Regions from separate parts of the Homo sapiens genome. Here region 1 is linked to region 2. The links are chromatin loops, found by intact Hi-C in ENCODE. Cell type or tissue: natural killer cell. All regions are shown on one strand. Each heading gives the region's core, and the rest is flanking DNA. Links, peaks and the distances in the headings are about the cores only. Region 1 overlaps FYB1 (FYN binding protein 1). Region 2 has its middle 37 kb from the start of FYB1.

Region 1 (11,189 bases), core at 3,963-8,962, 92 kb before region 2:
CACAAGTCACGTTCCCCTGCTCAGGCATGCTGGAATGGGCGGAGCACCGGGGCCATTTTATCATGAGGAAATGACCAGGAGAGACTTTCCATGAGTCAGTGGGTGCTCAGTGGTTATCTGGCCCTGCCTTGAAGAATTGTTCCAGGTTCACTGAAATGCAGGCTACCCAAAATGGTGAGATTTTGTCAGGATCTAAATCTCTATAAACAGAAAAGTGGATTTGAGGGCAATGGAAGATGGAGCAGGGACAGAAGAGGTGGAAATGAATAGAGAGGACCCAACGAGGGTGGTGGTATACTCATGGGAAATGGAAATTGTATTACTTCACAAACTTTGCATTTTATGTATTTCTGTTGGTCAAAAATGCTGGTTCTGGATACTTTTACAACATTCTGGTAACAAAGATCTATGAAGACTTAGGATATCTACCTTGTAGATTCTAATGTTTGTGACTTTTGACTAAGAAGGTACCTAAAGTCTTCATGTCCCGAGGGGCATAAGGAACATGTGGAGATCTGGTTCTCAATTTCATTTTTAAATCCATGGATTCCTTAACAACACCAAAGACGTTATACCATATTGCTGCTCCCAATTGCCACAAAACCCTGACCCTAGACTTGGCATTTCTAATTCTGTTTTTCTTGGGGTATCTTAGACCAGGCATTAGAAAACTTTGATTTTATCTCCAGCTCTATCACCAAAGAGCTATTTGTCTTTGGCAAATCACTTAATCTCCATGTGATTTAGTTTCTCCATCTGTCAAATGGGAGTAATCGAGCCCTAACTACCTCAAAGGGTTTAAGGATGAAATAAGCTAATACATGTGAAAGCATCTTAAAAAGTCTGAAGCATTGCATAAACATAAAAGATGGTCACACAAGGCTGAGGGGTGCCACATATAAAATCATTTCTGTTACTTTAACTTAAGAAATTTGGAAATTATTTAATTTCATCATCTATTTGTTTGAGAATTATTAAGCATTTGTCTCAGATTTTAGCCGTGGGCTGGCAACTCGGCATATAGACTTTTATTTTCTCTGGGCCAGTATAGGTACATAGCATTTCCCATTCAAACAAGAAGAAAAGCTCTAGCAACTACATGGCGCTGCCAGAGTCTGTATTGGTGAACTCTGCACTAAGTAGTTTGTAAAACTATTTGAGTGGACACTTAATGGAATCTCTTATGGTTGCATGGCCACATACAGTCATTTGCATCTAAAGTAAACACAGAATTTCTCAGGACTGAGTCTCACTGAGATCTTACCACATTTACCATAAAGGTTGTTTGTAATCCCCTTCATTCCCAGACCCTACCCTTGCCTTCCTCACGTACTACAGATGACCTTACCTCTTATTTTACTAAGAACATGGAGAATGCCCCATCTGACTATCTCCACTTGCCCTGCATTCTAACTGAAAATCTCCTGATATCTTGCTCTCCCGTTTTTCTATTGCTCCAGATTCTCTGGAAAGATGGCATTCCTCCTTGCACATTCTAACAATGGCATTTTAGTTCCCATCAGTGCCTGCTTCCTTGTACAGCCCACTCCCTTTATTATTAACTCCTTCATTGCATCAAGCAAGAAACATTCACTAAGCACTTACCATGTGCTCTGAACTGTGCGTTTCATCTTTTCAATGCACTTTCCATCTTAAACATGGTCTGATATCTTCAACTCTATAGAAGAACAACAGTATCCTTTTTTAACCTCTTCCCCCACCCTAGATACCAGCTGATTTTGTTCCTCTTCTTCATGGCCAAACTTCTTGGAAAAAACCCCTACATTTGCTACTTCTATATCTTAAATGTGTTTGGATGGCCTCATGGAGAAGTAAAGAATGAAAGGCTTAGGTTTAAATTCAGATTCAACCACTTTTATATCAACCTTCCAGTTTTTATTACTCAATATGAAGACTTGGTTAAGTTGCTTGACATCTCCAAGTCTTCATTTTCTCATCTGCGAAATGGTCACATACATGCACTCTGCAGAAGCATCTGACACATGGTATGGTAGTTCTTAATAAATGGTCCTATTCTTCTTAGCTACTAATTGATCTGGCTGTCCCATTCATACACTACAGTCTACTCCCCTCAATTGCAAAGAAAACAATAAACAAACAGAAACCACTTTTTCCTCAAATTAGTCATGTCTAATCCTAGATTTGTTCGAGAATCTTAGAATAGTCTAAGAATGAAGAAGTTTAAATCCCTAGATCTACCCCAGTAGGCACCAAAACAACCAAATACTACTTCCAGATTCTTCACTCCAAAACACACCAGAAACAATTTTCAACATGAGGATTTGAAAGACTGGCAGAAAGAATGTTTGTGCTGAAGTTATTGAGGCCAGGGCTTGACTACTAATCCCACCCAGTATTAGCTGTAAGGCACTGGGTAATTTATTTTGCTTCTCTGGGTTTTAGATTCTATGCCTATTAAAATGGGACTACTGACTCTTAACTTGCAGGGCTGCTATAAGAATTCAAAATATGTCTATCTGCCAAGCACACAGTAGGTATTCAGTGCTACTTATGAATTACTCTAGGAACTAAGACAGTTGTGTTCTGTATGGGATAGGCGCTTTAAAGATCGATAGGACATGTTTATTTCCATCTGTGCAGAGAGATTGGGATCATCATACTTCAGTAACTTTTATTAGAAGTTTTCTAAACTGCCACCTGTGCTCGAAATGACATGCTAATTGCCACACATCTGACCATTCTGTTAAAAGCAAGATTTAAAAAAACTGCCTGCCCTTTTGAAGTGTGGTGTGGCTGTCCTGTGATTCCCTGGTGTTATCACCTAGCTCAGAGAGCTCTCTGTTTGTACGCAGAGCACTGGTATGTGTTTTCTCACACCATTTTTATTTTATTTAAAATTACCATAAATTACTTTCTCATTTATTTATTCATTTTCTTCCTAGCTAAACAGTGAGCTTCTGAGGTGGGTCTCCACTGTCAACACCTGCGTATGCCCTATGACACTGCATGTATCACACATTTAATGTTTCACTGATTGATTTTCTTTTTCTTTTGTCCTTTTTCCATTTAGAAAACAAAAATAATTTAAAAAAGCAAACTGTAAAATAAATATCTGCACAGTAAAACATTTAAGAAAATATAGGAGGGAATGCTGAAAAGAAAAACCCCTGTTCTAGACCCCCATAGTCTAGTTACAAGCCTCAAAGACAACAGTTGTTACTAGTTTCTTAGGTATATTTCAAGAAATATATTCTATGTATTTTTTTACAGAAATGGAACCATGGTATATACATTATTCTGTACTTTGCTTTCTTAACTTAATTTTAAAAAGATGTTATATATTGGCACAAAAAGAGCAATCTGGTTTTTTTTTTTTTAAATGACAGTGGAGTTCTCCATTGCATGGATTTACCTTATTTTATGTGACCAGTCTCATTATTTCTGGTCACTTAGGTTATAAAAATAACCACTGAAGTATAAGTCACATAAATAAACTGGTTTAAAATATACAACTCCATGGTATTAATATATTTACAGTTGTGCAACCAGTACTATAATCTAATTTTAGAATATACACATCACCTCAAAAATAAACCCCTGTACTTACTGGCAGTCACTCCCCATCCCTATCCCCAAACCTTGCTGCCATAGGCAGCCAATAATCTATTTTTGGTTTCTTACAGATTGGCTTATTCCAGATATTTCATGTCAACAGAATCATACAATATGTGGTTGTTTGTGACTAGTTTCTTTCACTTAGTTGTTTTTGCAGTTCAATTATATTGTAGCAGATATTAATATTACTATCTTATGGCTGAATCATATTTCATCATATGTCACATTTATTTATCCATTCATCAGTTGATGAACATTTAAGTTGTTTCTATCTTCTGCCTGTTATACAGAATGCTGCTATGAACGTTAATGTATGTCTTCGTGTGGACCTATGTTTTCATTTCTCCTGGGTAAATACCAAGAGTAGAATTGCTAGGTAACTCCATATTCAACCTTCTGAGGAACTCTGGATTGTTGCTTATTTTATGCTATTTTAGACAATTACAATTATAAAATTTTTCTTGTATGTATGTCTTTGACTGCAAGCATAAATGTACCTGTAGGATAAATTCCTAGAAAGTGAAATCGGTAGGTCAAAAGAACTGAGCATTAAAATATTTTGGTAGGCTGGGTGCTGTGGCTCACACCTGTAATCCCAGCACTTTGGGAGGCCGAGGTGGGCAGATCATGAGGTCAAGAGATCCAGACCATCCTGGCCAACATGGTGAAACCCCGTCTCTACTAAAAATACAAAAATTAGCCAGGCGTGGTGGCGCTTGTCTGTAGTCCCAGCTACTCGGGAGGCTGAGGCAGGAGAATCGCTTGAACCAGGGAGGCGGAGGTTGCAGTGAGCCGAGATGGTGCCACTGCACTCCAGCCTGGGCAACAGAGACGCCATCTCAAAAAAAAAAAGTTTTGGTAAGTAATGCCGTTTAGTGATTTTTTTTTTTTTAAACAAGTGGGAGAATACCTGTTTTACCATAACTTCACTGGCATGTATATTATCACACATTTTTGGTCTTAATAATCCTGATAGGTAAAACATAAATGCTATATCAATTGGATTTTCATATTTATAAGTGAGACTGAGCATTCTTTCATATGTTTATAAGACATTTTATTTGTGTGAGTATGTCTTCTTTATAAAGAATATTAGAAGTACAGCATCCTATTTAATTAAATAGCTGGAAAAATGAACATTCTCTTTTATGATTGGTATTTGATATAATACAGAGTTTCATATACAATACAAACATATTAGTAGATATTGTTATGTAGGTAAAAGTATCATTAAAAATTTTCAATCCTCGGCAGCCTTCAAGTCTAAGGACTTGAAACGCCTGGGTCACAGACTTAGAAAATCTAGTTTTACGGAATTTTTCCTTGCCCTAATTCAAAGCCATCTGCTCTTATCTTCAAAGGATTTGTAAACCATTGTGAATGGGAAATTTTGAAAACCAATTTAGTTGAAAACAAAGCACTGTAATTATATTAGTATGAAATCTTTTGCTTTGAATGCAAACTGCCAAGAAAATGTTAGGCAGCTTAGAACAGTCCAACAAAGTGGAAAGAAAAGTAATACTGAAACATCAATGTTTACATAGATAATCAAAGCTGAAATTAGAATGGAGGTGAAGAGGTAGAGATCAAAACAAATCTAATGATCAATGAGAGGAAAATAAGTACAGAAAGGCTTTGATCACTGTCATAAACTCTTCCAACTCAGATCTAACTTTAACATTCAATGTCTCTGAATAATTTTTTCAACAGTTAAAAATTCACCTCCCCAATAACTTTGTTGGTTATTCAATTATATGTAATCATGAAAGGTAAATTGTTTTTATAAATGAGTTTATTCATTTTCCAGTCATAAAATAATATGAAATTCAAATTAGGCGGTAATTAGACAGGATATTGCTGACTTTTGGATCTTTTTTTGGAAGGTTAAGTGTGACTTTAAGAAGGAAAAATGTCAGCATATAAGAAAAGTTCTTTGTCAGATGCTCATAGATTACAGGGTGTCTCTTCCCTCCTCTAAGATACAACATATTTGGGCATAAGGCAATAACTGAATATTCTTCAAATATGAAAAGTTATTTTAAAAGTGTACTAATAACTTCTATAGGAGCAAAGAAAGCACTAGAAATCAAGTTTTAGAAACATCCTCAGATGAACACTTTCAATTTTTGAGGGAATAGTGAATGTTTTGGCTAAATCAACAGTAGAAATCCTTTGAGAACACTTTTAGGATAAAATCAATATAAGCCAGTAATATAACATCTATAAGCAGAGAAGGAATAAACCTTGATGTGCAGAGGCAATAGCACATCCTCAGGGAGAGAGAGGGGCAAACAGAGGAGAAATAAAGCATGTGCTCCAAATTCAGCTGTCTGTGGGTGCCAGGCAGGAGCATGCCTGTGTGCACTGAGCTGGGAGCACGTGACCATGGTGAACAGGAAACTAATGCCCTGTCTCAGTGGGTGGCCACTGTGGGGCTCCAGCCCACTGTAAATATGTGAAGAAAAAGACTAGATTTTTCTATAAAATCCTCTACTTTTTGAATGTTGGCAACTATTAAAACAAAAGAAATCAATCAAACAAAAAACTCTGCACACCCAACACAGCACATTTTTGGGCTACGTTCTTTTTTTGTTGTTGTTGTTGAGATGGAGTTTTGCCCTGTTGCCCAGGTTGGAGTGCAGTGATGTGATCTCAGCTGACTGCAACATCCACTTCCCAGGTTCAAGCGATTCTTCTGCCTCAGCCTCCTGAGTAGCTGGGATTATAGGTAACCACCACCACACCTGGCTAATTGTGTATTTTTAGTAGAGACAGGATTTCACCAGGCTGGTCTCGAACTCCTGACCTCACGTGAACTACCTGCTTCAGTCTCCCAAAGTGCTGGGATTACAGGTGTGAGCCACCATGACTGGCCTGTGCTACATTAATTTATGACATACACCCTTTTTAAGTAAAGAAAGAGAAAGCCTCGCAAAGAAATTTTAATAAAGGAAATTGCCTGACCAGTGTGGTTCATCCAGGAAGCAAGCTTTTCCTTGCTAAAACTATGAAGTTTTGAAAGGGACAAATTAGACCATTAGACCAGGCAAAGAATTGTAATGCACTGGAGAAAGAACTAGAATTGCCAACAAAGAAGGCAGAGCTTCCCTGTAGTGCCTGGACAGAGCAAGTGTTCTTAGCGTGACTCAAAGGGAGATAAAGTGACTATGACTCAGTAAACCTGTAAGAAGCACAACTACATATACAGACATGTGACAAGAGAAGGTACTCAGTTAAGTTAAATATTTGCTACTTTTGCTATGGCAATGACTATTGTTGCCATTGCTTACAAAAAATAATCATAAAATTCATATGGAAGCAAAAAGAGCCCTGAGTAGACAAAGCAATCCTAAACAAAAAGAACAAAGCTGGAGCCATCACATTACCTGTCTTCAAATTATACGACAAGGCTATAGCAACCAAAACGGCATGGCACTGGTATAAAAATAGACACATAGGTCAATGGAATGGAATAGAGAGCCCAGAAAGAAAGCCACATACCCACAGCCAACTGATCTTTGACAAAGTCGACAAAAATGTACACTGGGGAAATGATACTCTATTCAATAAATGGTGCTGGGAAAATTTGACTGCCATATGCATAAGAATGAAACTGGGCTCCTATCTCTCACCATACACAAGAAATTAATGCAAGATGGAGTAAAGATTTAAATGTAAGATCTGAAGCTATAAAAATACTAAAAGAAAACCTAGGAAAAACTTATGGTCATTAGCCTAGGCAAAAATTCATGGCTAAGACTTCAAAAGCAAATACAACAAAACCAAAAATAGACAAATGGGATTTAACTAAACTAGAAAGCTTCTGTCAGTAAAAGAAATAATCAACTGAATAAGCAGACAATCTGCAGATTGGGAGAAAACATTTGCAAGCTATGCATCCAACAAAGGACTCATATCCAGAATCTACAATCAACTCACAACCCCCAAAATAATTTCATTAAAAAGTGGGCAAAGGACATTGAACAGATATTTTTCAAAAGAAGACACACATGTGGCCAACAAGAATATGAAAAAGTGCTCCACATCACTAATCACCAGAGAATTGCAAATTAAAACCGCAATGAGATATCATCGTACAGCAGTCAGGATGGCTATTATTAAAAAATAAAATAATAAGAGATGTGGGCAAGGATGTCGAGTAAAGGGAATGCTTATACACCGTTGGTGGGAATGTATATAAATTAGTACAGCTTCTAGAGAAAACAGTATGGAAATTTCTCAAACAACTAAAAATGGAATTACTGTAAGATTCAGCAATCCTACTACTGGATATTCAACCAAAAGAAAAGAAATCGGCCAGGAGCAGTGGCTCATGCCTCTAATCCCAGCACTTTGGGAGGCTGAGGCAAGCAGATCACCTGAGGTCAGGAGTTCAAGACCAGCCTGACCAACATGGTGAAACCCCTTCTGTCCTAAAAATACAAAATTATCCGGGCCTGGTGGCAGGTGCCTGTAATCTCAGCTACTCGGGAGGCTGAGGCAGGAGAATAGCTTGAACCCAGGAGGTGGAGGTTGTGGTGAGCCAAGATTGTGCCGTTGTACTCCAGTCTGGGCAACAAGGTGAAACTCCGTCTCATAAAAAAAAAAAAAAAGAAATAAAGATATCATTTTACCAAAAAGACACCTGCACTTGTATGTTTATCACAGTACTATTCACAATAGCAAAGTCATAGAATCAACCTAAGTGTCCATCAATGGATGAAACTTATAAAATGGATGACACTGATAAAGAAAATGTGGTATACGTGGAATACTACTCAGCCATAAAAAAATAAAATTATGTCTTCTGCAGTAACATGGATGGAGGTAGAGGACATTATCTTAAATGAAATAATTGAGAAACAGAAAGTCAAAAAGCACCTGTTCTCACTTGTAAGTGGGAGTTAAATTAAATATAGACGCGGACATAGAGTGTGAAATAATAGACCCTGGAGACTGGGAAGGGTGGGAGGGTTGGCAAGAGTGAGGGATTGGAAATTAATTAATGGGTACAATGTACACTATTCTGGTGATGGTTATAATAAAAGCCCAGACTTCATTACTACACACGGTATCCATGAAAAAAAACCCCTGCACTTTATCCCTTAAATTTATATAAATAAAAAAAGAAAGGAGGGACCCTGAGTCAAAATATAGCACATAAACATAAGATGATAAATCAGGTTTTAGAGGAGAGAAAGATATATAAAGTTGGTGCAAAGGTAATTGCGGTTTTTGCCATTACTTTTGGTAAAAGCTGCAATTAACTTTGCACCAACCTAAAAGAAGAAAAGACACAGAAGGAAAAAAATATAAAAGCCACAAAGAAGTAGTGGGGCACAGTGGAGAGAGCGAGCGTTTTGAAATGAGATGATGCGGGGATCAAGCTTCTACTAGAGGTGTGATCTTGGGTAGTTCTCTCTCTCTCTCTGTCTCTCTCTCTCTCTCCCTTGTTTTTGTTTTTGTTTTAAGTTATTTTTTATTACACAAATAATACATGACTCATTTCTGGAAGAAGCTTTACAACACAGATAAAGTAGAGTTTCAGATGACCTCTCACTCCTCCTTGCCCTCTCTTTCCCAGAAACTACCATTGTTTATCTTTGCAGAACTTTTTCTAAGTGTTTACTGACCTTTGTATGTATGCACAGGAATATCTGATTAAAAACCTAAATTGCTCTGCATGCTGAATATTGTGCTGCCTATTCTGGGCCTATCTTGTTCTTTGTAAATGTTCCAGAGTATTCTGTGTTAGGGATAGTCCAGGTTTGTTCAGTCTTCCCCCTTGACTAAAAACAATGTAATGTTAAGCATCTACTTGTGCTTTTCTGTGTAACTGCAGGGCAGTGGTGGGGGGAAGTGTTCTAGGACAGAGATCTAAAAGTAGAATTGCTGAGATGAAAGATTTGCATATTTTATTTTCCTGTAGGATCTGCCAATTGTCCTCCAGTGAGGCTTCAGCAATGTGCCTCAATGAAGTCTTGTCTCCTCATACCCTCTCCGTCACTGGACGTTTGTAATCACTTTTTAATTTCATTAGCACAATCACTTAATCCTCCAGGGCATCAGCTTACTCTGTAAAAAGGCAAAAATTCTACTCCACAATAAAGTTATGACAATTATATTATTTAACAACAGTGCCCATCACAAACTCACAAAAGACACTTTATAAATGTTAATTCTCTTCCCTTATTATGGATATTTTAGTGAAAAAAAATTAGTCAAACTAGATGTGTCTCTGTGTAACTTTCTTACGGTGCTAATAAACCTTTGCAATTGGTAGCATGTGTTTAACTGCTGAGTAAGCCTATTTTTTTCAAAAACTTTTAGCCCACATTCATATTCCATTTTTAATTAAAGTGCCGTAATCAGGAATATTTCTCTTGAGTTTAGCATTGCTATATTATCATGTCATGTATTATAACTCAGTTTTCCCACTACATTTCTTCTTTCAATTACTGTAAAACCTTTGTTTCTGTAGTTCATCATGACAATGTTTGGCCTGCACTTGTTAGCCTGAGACAAGTAAAGGTGTATTTTAATGACAATTAATGAAAAAGTTATTCTTCCATTAACTTTTTTTTAGACTTTCACTGAATGAAAACATAATGTAAAAAATTGTGTAAGAAATTTGTGGATTTCTGAGAATGTCCAAAGACCTTGGGTTGATCTATACTGCCCTAATTGCCACAGTTAGGTTATCAATTGCATGTAAAGATACCTCCACCTTATTTATCTAATCTGTATACTTTGCTTAATAATTCTAACTATAATATCAAACAATGCCAGGTTTTACAGCTTCTAAGTCTAATTCTTAAATCTTGTCACTATATTATAAAAATTAAGTTAAAAACCGTAGTCACATTTACTGTTGTGCATATAATCGTGTATAAAGTCCAAACATAATAGTCAATTGGTGAAATGAACACATAATTAATGAATATGTAATAATCATTCATATTAATTCCTTTTTTCTTTTTTTAATCAAAATAGGAAACTTTTTATTTTTGTCACTAAATACAATTAGTTTCCCTGATTGTAACCCATTATCAATGTCACCTAACATATAGATGGTCTGTACAGAGGTGAACACCACCAGCATCTTTCTCTACATGTATATTAGGACCACTGAACTCAGAAAAAGCAGAGTTGAGCTTGTTAAATTATTGTCTCTTTTAGAAACTCTTACCATTTAAAGGAAATAGGAAGATTTAGGTAGCAGAATACTTGCATAATAACTTAAAAAGTTAAAAGCTTGTAGTGATAAAATAATCTTGTGCACATTCTCAGAAATTTTAGGCAATTGGCCTTCTTGCAGATCCCAAGTTTAGAAAAAGACAACTAATCATTGCAACATCTGGGCTCAGTTCATTTGCCATATGGTTGGTCGTGGTGCATTTCTGGTGTATAAGTCAACAGAACAATCATGACCCAGAGGTGAAGCCAAGCCATATATATAATCACAAAAACTCATGCTATGGGGTATCTTTGGAGAAAAATTCCCAGACGAATACTAAACCGGTCAATTGAACTAGCTTTGTGAATTTTTCCGTACATTCCTGCCAGATTAGTTTCTGTGCCATTAAAAAGAA
Region 2 (11,189 bases), core at 3,149-8,148:
TAGGACTTTTCATGTTCTTGGTTCTTTTTCTTCTTTTGGTGTTAAATGGCAGGATTACTTGAAAGCAGAGAGACAATTAGGGTCCTTTGAATCTCACCTTGTAAATTCCATGGTCCCGCAATCACACTATCCTGGGACGGAAGGGCGGGCGAGATCTTATCACCTCTGGGGTGATCTCTGGAAACTTCTGGTGTGAGCTTCATGCTGCGAGTGCTGGGAAGTGGCTAGAAAAACTTTCAAAATGATATGATATTCTGATTTCAGGATAAGGAAAAACAAAAATGGATGACGTCTTAAGCTGAGATTTTATGCAATAACCATTCTTCATACATACAAATGTTTTACCCTGAAGTCACCTTAATAAAGAAACCAAATATTAACATCTTTAAGATGGAATCATGTCATTTTTGAGTGTTTTATTTGGCAATTTAATGGTCAAAAGATGAAAGGATTTCAAATGATGATTTATAGCAACCTTTGAGGATGATTATATTAGGAGAATATTTTACATGTCTTGTGGGTGAATGTATCTCACTCAAACCTTGAGTGATTTGTTGTTTAAAGTTTTAAATTTTAGAACCTGGAAAAACGGAAAATAGAGGCCTGTGATCTGCAACAGTGTTTCTTGAGATAATAAGAAGTAGTGTTTAATCCTGAAGGAATTAATTTAGACCATGAAATTATGAGAATGATACATAGCCCAACACTTTATAAGTTAATATAAATACCCTATAGACCACACTAGGGGAAAATTAAATTGAATTACAACAATGGTAACAACAAAAATATAATAAGTAGCCCTTCATTGCCAGAGACCACTTAGCTCACTCAGTTAGAGGGGAATCATTTGAACTGGAACTGTATTTACTGTGGGATTGGCTGATGCTCCATATGGGCTGCTCTCTACTCCCTGGCCAGATCCTGCCTTGACCTTAAAGCCATCCTGAGAATAGGTAGGGCTACTTGAGTAGTTGGAAAAAATCTCTAAAGAGCAAAGTGTGAAAAGTAAGGTGCACCCTATACATAGGAATGCTAAGAAAGAAAGCTAGACCCTGTATACTAATCCTTTTTTTTTGAAACAGAAAAATACAATTAGAATCAGAGCTAGGATTTAAGAACTAAGTAAAATTATTATAAAGTTTACTTATTTATACATGGATAAGGACATCAGTAAATGTTGTGAAAATAGAAGCAATGAGGGAAGGAATGAGGGACACTAGTTCTATTGGGTAATATAATGTAAAGTAGTAATTTAAAAGGTATGATAAAGGTACAAAAATAAAATATAGGGCCGGGTGCAGCGGCTCACACCTGTAATCCCAGCACTTTGGGAGGCCGAGGCGGGTGGATCACGAGGTCAGGAGATCAAGACCATCCTGGCTAACACGGTGAAACCCCATCTCTACTAAAATATAAAAAAATTTAGCCTGGAGTGGTGGCGGGCGCCTGTAGTCCCAGCTACTCAGGTGGCTGAGGCAGGAGAATGGCGTGAACACGGGAGGCGGAGCTTGCAGTGAGCCAAGATCGCGCCACTGGACTCCAGCCTGAGCGACAGAGCGAGACTCCGTCTCAAAAAAGTAAATAAATAAATAAAAAATAAAAAAATAAAGAAATAAAATAAAATATAGATGGCTCAAAACAGAGTCATAATGTGTAATAATTCTAAAGATAACAAAAACAGGGCATGTGTTGCAATAATTAAAAGGATTATGAAGAGTGTGTAAGAATGTGAGCTAATGTTTATGAATTAAACTTAAGTGAAAAAATAATATGATAATTATGCAAAATGCATATACTTGTAGATAAAGACTGAATGGTCACATAATATAAGGGAAATAGCTATGGCTGTGGAATTTTTTAAAATTTTCTTTAATATATTTTTGATCACACACACAAACACACAAACAATCTGTTATGCAAGGAAGGAGAAATCAATTGGTATAAATTCTTCCCAATTCTTTTTAAAAAGGTCAAAGCATATGTCTTAAGAGAAGGGCTCACAGTATCATTAGCACAGTTAACTAACAATCTGGTACCAACCTAGTAACACACATACAGAGAGAGACATGCAAACTCATACTAAGTTTATGAAACAGCAAGTTCTCTTTGTATTCTACCGCTAGACTGGGTTGGTGCCTTTCTTTTTACCCTAGAGAACTAGGAGAGTGGAATAGTTTAGACATAGGTTCTAGGGCCAGACAGTCTAGGATTGGATCTTTCTGGCTGCTAATCACTTAACTTCTCTCCCCACTGGTTTCCAGATTCATGAAATGGAGTAAAAGTAGTACCTCATCCAGGGTTGCTGCAAGAATTCAATGATTTGACATTTTAAAAATACTTACAACTGTGTCTGGCATAGGGGAAGCACTTAGTAAAATGTTAGCAATTGTTATTCATATTATATTTCTTATTTCCTAAAATACAAAGTTTAAAAAGTGATTTGAACCTTGATATAGCTCAGGACAATGCTATGCTTACAAGGGGTAGACAGAAACAATCCGATTTTTTCTATTCCTAAAGAAAAGTACACGTTTTACTGCTCACATTATCTAGTCTATTAAGCTAATTCTTTGAGATTCACTGAGATGACATTGCAGTGGTAATAAATAAGATACTTCCATAAAATTAGGAAACCATGTTTAAAATTTACAATGCAAGAATGTGAACTGATGGAAACTCCTTGAAGTAGATATATTAAAGATAACTCTCAAATATAAGTGAGTACTTATTTTCACATTTTAAAGACCCAAAGCCTAGTTTTATTCCCATGAAATAAAAATGTCTATAAACACTGCCAAAAGCCATCTGGGGAGTCCAGAACCTCTCCTGCTCTTCAGAGACTGAACCTATGACTCATCATGAATCCTTGGGAAATGACAACAACAAAATCTTTTTTTTAAAAAAAATATTTTAGGTTCAGGGGTTCATATATAGGATTGTTACATAGGTAAATGTGTGTTGTAAGGCATAGGATTGTTACACAGGTAAATGTGTGTTGTAAGGTATAGGATTGTTACACAGGTAAATGTGTGTTGTAAGGTATAGGATTGTTACATAGGTAAATGTGTGTTGTAAGGTATAGGATTGTTACATAGGTAAATGTGTGTTGTAAGGCATAGGATTGTTACATAGGTAAATGTGTGTTGTAATGTATAGGATTGTTACATAGGTAAATGTGTGTTGTAAGGGTTTGTTGAACAGATTATTTCATCACCCAGGTGTAAGCCTAGTACCCAATATTTTTCCTGATCCTCTTCTTCCTTCCATCCTCCACCCTCTGATATGCCCCAGTGTGTGTTGTTGCCCTCTATGAGTCCATGTGTTCTTATCATTTAGCTTGCACTTATAAATGAGAACATGTGGTATTTGGTTTTCTGTTCCTGTGTTAATTTGCTAAGGATAATTGCCTCCAGTTCCATCCACGTCCCATCCATGAATGAGGACATGATCTCATTATTTTTTATGGCTCCGTAGTAGTTCTATGGTGTATATGTACCACGTTTTCTTTATCCAGCCTACCACTGATGGGCATTTAGGTGGATTCCATGTCTTTGCTATTGTGAATAGTTCTGCAAAGAACACACACGTGCATGTATCTTTATAATAGAACAATTTATATTCCTTTGGCTCTATACTCAGTAATGGGATTGCTGAGTTGAATGGTATTTCTGTCTTTAGGTCTTTGAGGAATCGCCATACTGTCTTCTACGATGGTTGAAGTAATTTACACTCCCATCAAAGGTGTATAAGCGTTCTTTTTTCTCCACAACCTAGCCAGCATCTGTTATTTTTTGACTTTTTAATAATAGCCATTCTGACTGGTGTGAGATGATATCTTACTGTGGTTTTGGACAATGACAAAATCTAAGCAAAAACAGCAGGAGCTGAATCTGGCTTATATTTTCTGAAATAAAATTCTATTTTACAATTACAATCTCAGTGTTTCCCTAAATTAGCATATATTGGTTGGCATGAATATCCTCATTTCTATCTAGAAGGAGGATTTTGTTTTAAACTGTGTAGTTACTTATTAAGTTAGAAGCATGGTTTTGCCTTAATCAGAACAGGTTTTTGTAAAATTGCAAGCCTTGTGGAAAACATATTGGCAACTTGAGGCATGCAAAATAATATGGTGGAATGCAAAATAATTGGGAAGAAAATGCATCTGAAAACTAAAGGTGCTTGATGAGAATTTCAAGGCATTGACAAGAGAAATGCTGAAGACAGGACACACCAAATCAAGAGGGATTAGTGCTGGAGAGAGTGCAAAGTGGAAGTTTTCATGAAAAAAGAAAGTTGGAACCAAACATTAAAGGAAGTGCCAGACCTGATCTGGCAGAGGGGAAAGTGAAGGAGAAGCAGCAAAAGCACAGCTGTAAAAGGCAGAAATGGAAAGGCCTTATACTTTGTGTAGGGATATGTCTAGAAAAATATTTATTGAAGTGTTAATAGTGGTTTTCTTTAGATAGTAAGATTTTTACCTTTTCTACATTTTCTTATATTTTCGGAACAATTTATCATCACATGCATCTCATTTTTACAAGAGGAGAAAATCATGGAGCTATTTACATTTGGGGGAAAAGGTTTATTGTGGATATTTCATTTGGTGGATAAATGGAGGTATAAACACATGGGTTAAGAATATAGAAAATGGAGTTCCATATTTCCCAGCTCTACTTGCCCAGTCTATGTGACATTTAAACTTTCCCTTCCACGCTTTTTAAAAAAATTTTAAGCATTTGCAAAAGTTGAAATTAAAGTTGGAAGTTAACACCAACGTACTGCCACCTACATTCTCTAATGGTTAGCATTTTGCATCCTTGCTTTATCACATCTCTCCATTTATCCATTCACCTGTTTTTTTTTTTTTGGATGAGTTTCAAAGTTGCAGACTTCAGTACCTTTTTTTATACCAAATTTTAACCACCCCTAAATTCCTTCCACACACGCACACTCAAGACTTGTCCATAACCTCCAAGCAGGATGTTATTCATTTAAATATGACCCCATTTTCCACACCTAGATACTGCTTCCAGTCCAAACATGTCCAAAATCAGCTGCCTACGCAGAGGACAAACTTTACCAAACCTTATCCTGACTCTTTCTACATACCCAGAACTGTATACTTTAAAGCCAAAGGGAAACTATCTGAACTGCATCACCAACTCCAATGTTTTCAGGAACAAAGTAGGTAACATAAAAAGCAGGCTTGTGGAAGATAAATCCAGTGGGTCTATTAATGAAGACCAATCCAGTCTCAGTGTGGAGGATGCAACAAGAAGAAAAGAGCTACTCAGAGAACTTGAGAAAACAGAATTTACTGTCAAGGTAAGGCTTCCACACTCAACCAGCTAGCTTCAAGGAGCCTTGAATTTTAATCAGTATCTCTCCTTTGTTTCCACTGATGATCTAGGTCACTTAAAGGTCCAAATGTATTAGAACAGTTAACATAGTAAGTGCTCCGTTAAATAGAATCTTTCTTTAATTACAAGTATTTATGGGGGCAGTATTTATAGCCATTCAGTTAAATACAGATCTTAGCAATGGAAAGGTAACACAGATATTACAAATGCAAAAATATGGTGTGTTTCTAGTTTGTGCAAATTACCTGCCCAAGAAGGCATTTTTTCCTCACCTATAGATTGACTACCTGTCTGCAATGAACCCAAAGGAGAAACCAGTATTCACAGTGATCAAAAGGGAGACCTAGCATCATTTCCCAGGAATGTGTTTGCAGCCCTCCCCACCTTTTTTTGGTGTATGTGGCTTACAAATTAAAAAGAAGGACTTACCGTGTGGAAGGGTAGAATAGTGAGAAAAATGAGAATATTGAAGAGTCAAGGAGTCTAGAATATTACGTACGGGTTTTCATGCCGAATTAGCCATCAAGACATGGTTATCCTGGCTGTTTTATGGGAATGCCCTACCTCTCTCCTTGCCCTGCTTATCAAATTAGCTCAGGGTGGCTAGGTTTTACAACCATCTGCAGTAGGCATGGTTGGTAGCTACAGGTGGACTTTGCTTAGAAATCGGAAGCTACGACGATTTCACCCTCACAGTCTTTTTTGTTGGTTTGCTTGATGATTAAGACATAGTTTGGAAATTCCCTGTCTTCCCCTTCTCTGCCTCCTAGATGACTAATTTGAGCAGTGTTTATTGCAGCTGTATTGTGTTGGGTGGCTATGTTCTGCTATTGAAAAAAGTCCACCCAGCCTGAAATGCTGTCTCATGTAGTTGTGGGTACATGTGATAAAATTAATTTCTCTCGGATGAATGTCCTCTTGTGATAAAGTGAATGTAACTACTTTTATTTCAAAGTTGCAATGAGTAAAAGTGATGGTAGTTCTTTTGGACTATGTCCATACCTTGAAAAGTCAAACATTTTCATGTAAGTTCAGCCTCCCAAACATCTGTGAAAGTGTTTTCACTGTTTTCACTAGATTTCACAGAAATAATTTCATCTAAATATCTGTTATAGATCAGATTCAGCAGATGTTAATTTCATCTCCATGTCTTTTCACTTCTGCCAGAACTTGCATAAGGGCTGAATTTATTGTTGGCTTATCAGTTTCTGTAGCTCAAATCTGAGTATAGAATATTCTGAACTCTGGTTTAAAATTCCATTAGCTAGTTTTAAAAGGCATATAGTAAAACTCTAAAATTTTTTATGAGAAAAGTTAATTTTTACCAATGTTTTTAAACAGCATATAACAGTTTTTGGGAAAAAGTAGGACTTATAAAGCAAAGGTCCTAATATGAAAAAAAGAGAAATACCCTTTAAATACTTTTTAAAAAGTCTCTCTTCCCAAGATACTTATTTTGACTTAGGTTCGTCTTGCAGAATTTTTTTTTTTTTTTGCATGTAGAACTTACAAAATCTTTTAGAAATATTTTGTGTAGATTTTGCTGTGTGACAGGCATTATGCTGAAGATATTCACACATAAACCCATGCAACTCTTAAAATAAACTTAACAAGTAGGTATAGTGACTTATCGCTTTTTACATATGGAGAAATTGAGGCACAGAGAAGGTAAATTGTAATGAGAAGAACTGAAATAGAAATCAAGGGAGTCAAGCTCCAGAAGAGATCACTTTAAACTTTGTTCACTAGAAGTTTACCAATTTTCGCTTAGAATTCCAAAACACCAGCATAAGTGATGATCAGAATGGGCTAAACAGTAAATGAATAACTAAAGCAGACTTTGACTGGATGTTTCAATCATTTGGAGACTAAAAAAAAAAAAAAGTACCTGAGCCACCAGGCCAGCCAAATCAAAATCTCTGGGCTTGGCACTCAAACAGCTGCATACTTTAAAATTCAACAGGCAGTTAAAATGGGCAGCCAGGTTGAGGACCACTGATCCAAAGCGTCTTTAGCTGTGTCTGGGTTTGGGAGATCTCAAACTTGAGCGTGCATCAGAATCACTGGGAAGGCTTTGTTAATACACAGGTGGCTGGGCCCCACCTCCTTTCTTATTTAGCAGGTATTGGGTGCGGCCCAAGAAGTTCTATTAAGTTCCCAGGTGATATTGATGTGCTGGTTTGGGAGCACACTTTGAGAACCACCGTCTTAATAGGTTGGAGTAGGGGTGAAGTGTGGTAATGGAGACCTGGAAGTAACTTGATTAATTCTCCTAGTGTCTCATCTACCCTGATGCTGAAACATTTCCTCTCCTTTGTTGATTTACTCAATACCATTAATCAGGGATGAAGGGGGAAAAGAGAAACGAAAGATATGAAGCTAGCCGGGCGTGGTGGCTCACACCTGTAATCTCAGCACTTTGGAAGGCTGAGGTAGGCAGATCACCTGAGGTCAGGAGTTTGAGACCAGCCTGGCCAACATGGTGAAACCCCATCTCTAATAAAAATACAAAAATTATGTGGGTGTGGTGGTGCATGTCTGTGATTCCAGCTACCTGGGAGGCTGAGGCAGGAGAATCACTTGAACCCAGGAGGCAGAGGTTGCAGTGAGCTGAGATCGTGCCACTGCATTCCAGCCTGGGTGACAGAGCAAGACCCTGTGTCAAAAACAAAACAAAACAACAATAAGAACAACAACAACAAAAACCCAGAAGATATGGAGCTAAAGGGAAATGCAGGAAAAGAGATGGAGGAGAGCAATCAACTTCTGGTTAGTAAATGAAAGCTTTTGGCTCTCTCACTGACTTAGCACATGTCAGTGATAGATTAAATATAAAATGAAAAAAAATGTAAAGATAGCAACACTTAAAAAGAAGATAAATCTTTCTGTTTTGGAAAGAGAACAGAGGCACAAGGCAATGAGTGAGACTGGAAGACTGAATAGGCGGCTGTTGGTTCAGGGTATGGAAGGGTTTGTTAATCTAGCTTTTATAGTGTAGGGTCACTCTGTGAAACCAAGGGCAGTAAGAGACATGCTTTTCCCTCCTCAGCAACATGAAAGGGGACTAAATCGTATGTTGCTGAGATTGTGTTGGTATAAACCAGTGATTCTCAACTGGGGGGTTGGGGATTTTGCCCCCTCACACCACCATGGGCCATTCTATCACATCTGAAAATGCTTTGAGTTGTCACATGGGAGGGTGTGGAGGTGCTACTGCTGTCTAGTTGGTAGAGACCAGAGATGCTACTAAACATCTAACAATGCACAAAAGTGCTGAAGTCCAACTGTATCTAGCTGGTAGAGACCAGAGATGCTGATAATCATTCTCCAATGCACAAAACTGCAGGAAACCCAGTTCCAGAACAAGAAACCCTGGACTAAGTACAGCACAGCACCAGGAGCTAGGCCAGTAGGCTGGTTGATTTAGTAACGAGTATGCGAAATGTCCAGAATTACTGTGGGCCTGAATCATCCAGATGTTCATGTAGATCTGGCTCTGGGCTGGAGGCCTCAGGAAGAAGTGGTACAGGTAAGTACAGCATGAGAGAATGTGGAGTGAAGGCAGGTAGAAAGAAAACTAACCAACCGATCAACAAAGCCTCCTTGAAATTTGTCTACAACATGAAATTCCATAACACAGGAAGAAAACTATTAATGACAAAGTGAACTCAACAAAATCATCCATGAAATATACAGTTATATCAATTAAATTAAAACAATAGAATAATCTGAAAAGGACTTTAAGAATTTAGGATTCATTAAGAAATAATAGAATACTATCCAAAACAGAATATAAGAATATTTAAAACAAAAACATGCACATATTAGGCAGGAACGTGGGGGATAAGAGAAACAATTCCAAAAATTGGAAATACAAACTTTATCATTAAAACAAAAACTCAAGAAATAGGATAAAATCTGCATTGGACACTCTAGATAGGGTGAGCAACTTTCCTGGTCTGTCTGGAATTGAAAGGTTTCTAGGACATGGGATGTTAGTGCTAAAACTGGGAGAGTGCTGGACACACTAGGACAGTTGGTGACTCAACACATACGAAAAAAAGTTGTGAATGGAAAGATGAAGCTGATAAATGGATTTAAGATTCATCAAAGAGAGACACAGAGATAAAAAGTTTGGAAGAGCAATTAAAATCATGGAGGATAGGTGATCAGAGACTAGCTTTAATAGGAGCTTTAGACAAAAAGCATAGGAAGGAGGAAATGATAGAGTAATGGCTTTGAAAAGATAATGGCTGAGAATTCTAAAGAATTGAAGAAAGTCATTAGGCTTTAGATCAGAGATTGGCAACTATAGCTTGTTGGGTAAATCCAGACTGACATCCATTTTTATAAATAAAGTTTTATTGGAGCACAGCCACACCCATTTATTATGCATTGTCTATGGCTACTTTCTTGTTACAACAGTAGAGTTCAATAGCTGTGACAGATGTGAGAGGGCCTGCAAAGCCTAAAACATTGACTACTGGTCTCTTTAGATAAAATATTCTTAGCCTCCTGTTTTAAATTGATACTAGGAGTACCAAGCAGGATAAGTAAAAATAAATTCACGTCTCTGTGAAGCATAGTAAAAGCTCAGAACATAAAGATTTTAAAGGAGGTGACAATTTTAAATACAAGGAATGACAATTAGATTTGAAAGCACACTTCCACTGGCAACAAAGGAAGTGAGAAGCCAATCAAGTAAGTCTGTAAAGTGGTGAGGAAAAGTAACTATATATTTAGAATATTTATAGTCAGCTCAACTATCATTTAAGAGTGATGTCAAAATGAAGTTCTCAGTCATTTGAAGACCTATACTGTATACATCGTAGTGTATAATATTCCTATTCTTCCAAATTGTTGATGTTCTTTGACATGACCCTGAATGCGTGGGGATTATACATCCTCATAAATTCTGCCCTGTTTAACTGAGATATGTCCATATGACTTACTTTGGCCAATTAAGTGTAAATGACAGTGATGTTCATTTCCTCCAAGCAGAAGTTTTAAGAACCAGAAATAGGGTTGAAGGATTGTATTAAATGGGCAATTACCCTGTATTAAGATCCTGGTTGTGTTTGTGTAATAATAGTAGAAATATTGAATAATCTTAGAGATTGTTAGACAGCAATCACAGGAACAGAAAACCAAACACTGCATGTTCTCACACATGAGTGGGAGTTGAACAATGAGAACATATGGACACAGGGAGGGGAACAACACACACCAGGGCCTGTTGGGGGATGGGGAGCGAGGGGAGGGAACATAGAGGATGGGTCAATAGGTGCAGCAAACCACCATGGCACACATGTACCTATGTGACAAACCTGCACGTTCTGCACATGTATCTCCGAACTTAAAGTAGAATTAAAAAAAAAAAAAAGAACGTGTGTAGATTAAGACACACACACACACACACACACACACACACACACAAAGAAATTGTTAGACAGCAGGCAAGAGTTATGTGTACCCGTGCAAGAAGATATATGAATCCAGAGCAAAAGAGCATAATTAAGAAACAATGAGGCTGGGTGCAGTGGCTCACGCCTGTACTCCCAGCACTTTGGGAGGCCAAGGCAGGTGGATCACTTGAGGTCAGGAGTTCAAGACCAACCTGGCTAACGTGGTGAAACCCCATTTCTACTAAAAGGACAAAGATTAGCCAAGTGTGGTGGTGCGTGCCTGTAATCCCAGCTACTAGGGAGGCTGAGGTAGGAGAGCCACTTGAACCCAGGAGGCGGAGATTGCAGTGAGCAGAGATCGTGCTACTGCCCTCCAGCCTGGGCAACAAGGCGAGACTCTGTCTCAAAAAAAAGAAAAGAA

Evidence for each region. Peaks named below come from ENCODE experiments on the same cell type or tissue, not always from the same donor. Only the 100,000 strongest peaks of a DNase experiment are listed, where the experiment ranks them.
Region 1: it touches region 2 in a loop (2.8-fold over the local background); 1 of 110 quality-filtered maps calls a loop at or near these places.

Annotation. Positions count from the first base shown.
Region 1 is chr5:39,158,243-39,169,431 of GRCh38, forward strand. All of the region lies in intron 2 of FYB1 (FYN binding protein 1), which reads right to left. It also overlaps the pseudogene GOLGA5P1. Among named protein-coding and RNA genes, the nearest start is that of FYB1, 56 kb to the right of the region's middle. RefSeq lists an enhancer at 1-199. In natural killer cell, for the core only: no CTCF peak of the experiment used is centred there; DNase peaks (open chromatin) are centred at 5,979 and 6,749; H3K27ac peaks cover 1,170 bases.
Region 2 is chr5:39,250,574-39,261,762 of GRCh38, forward strand. It overlaps a transcript of FYB1 not described here. Among named protein-coding and RNA genes, the nearest start is that of FYB1, 37 kb to the left of the region's middle. RefSeq lists an enhancer at 5,977-6,186. In natural killer cell, for the core only: no CTCF peak of the experiment used is centred there; a DNase peak (open chromatin) is centred at 6,098.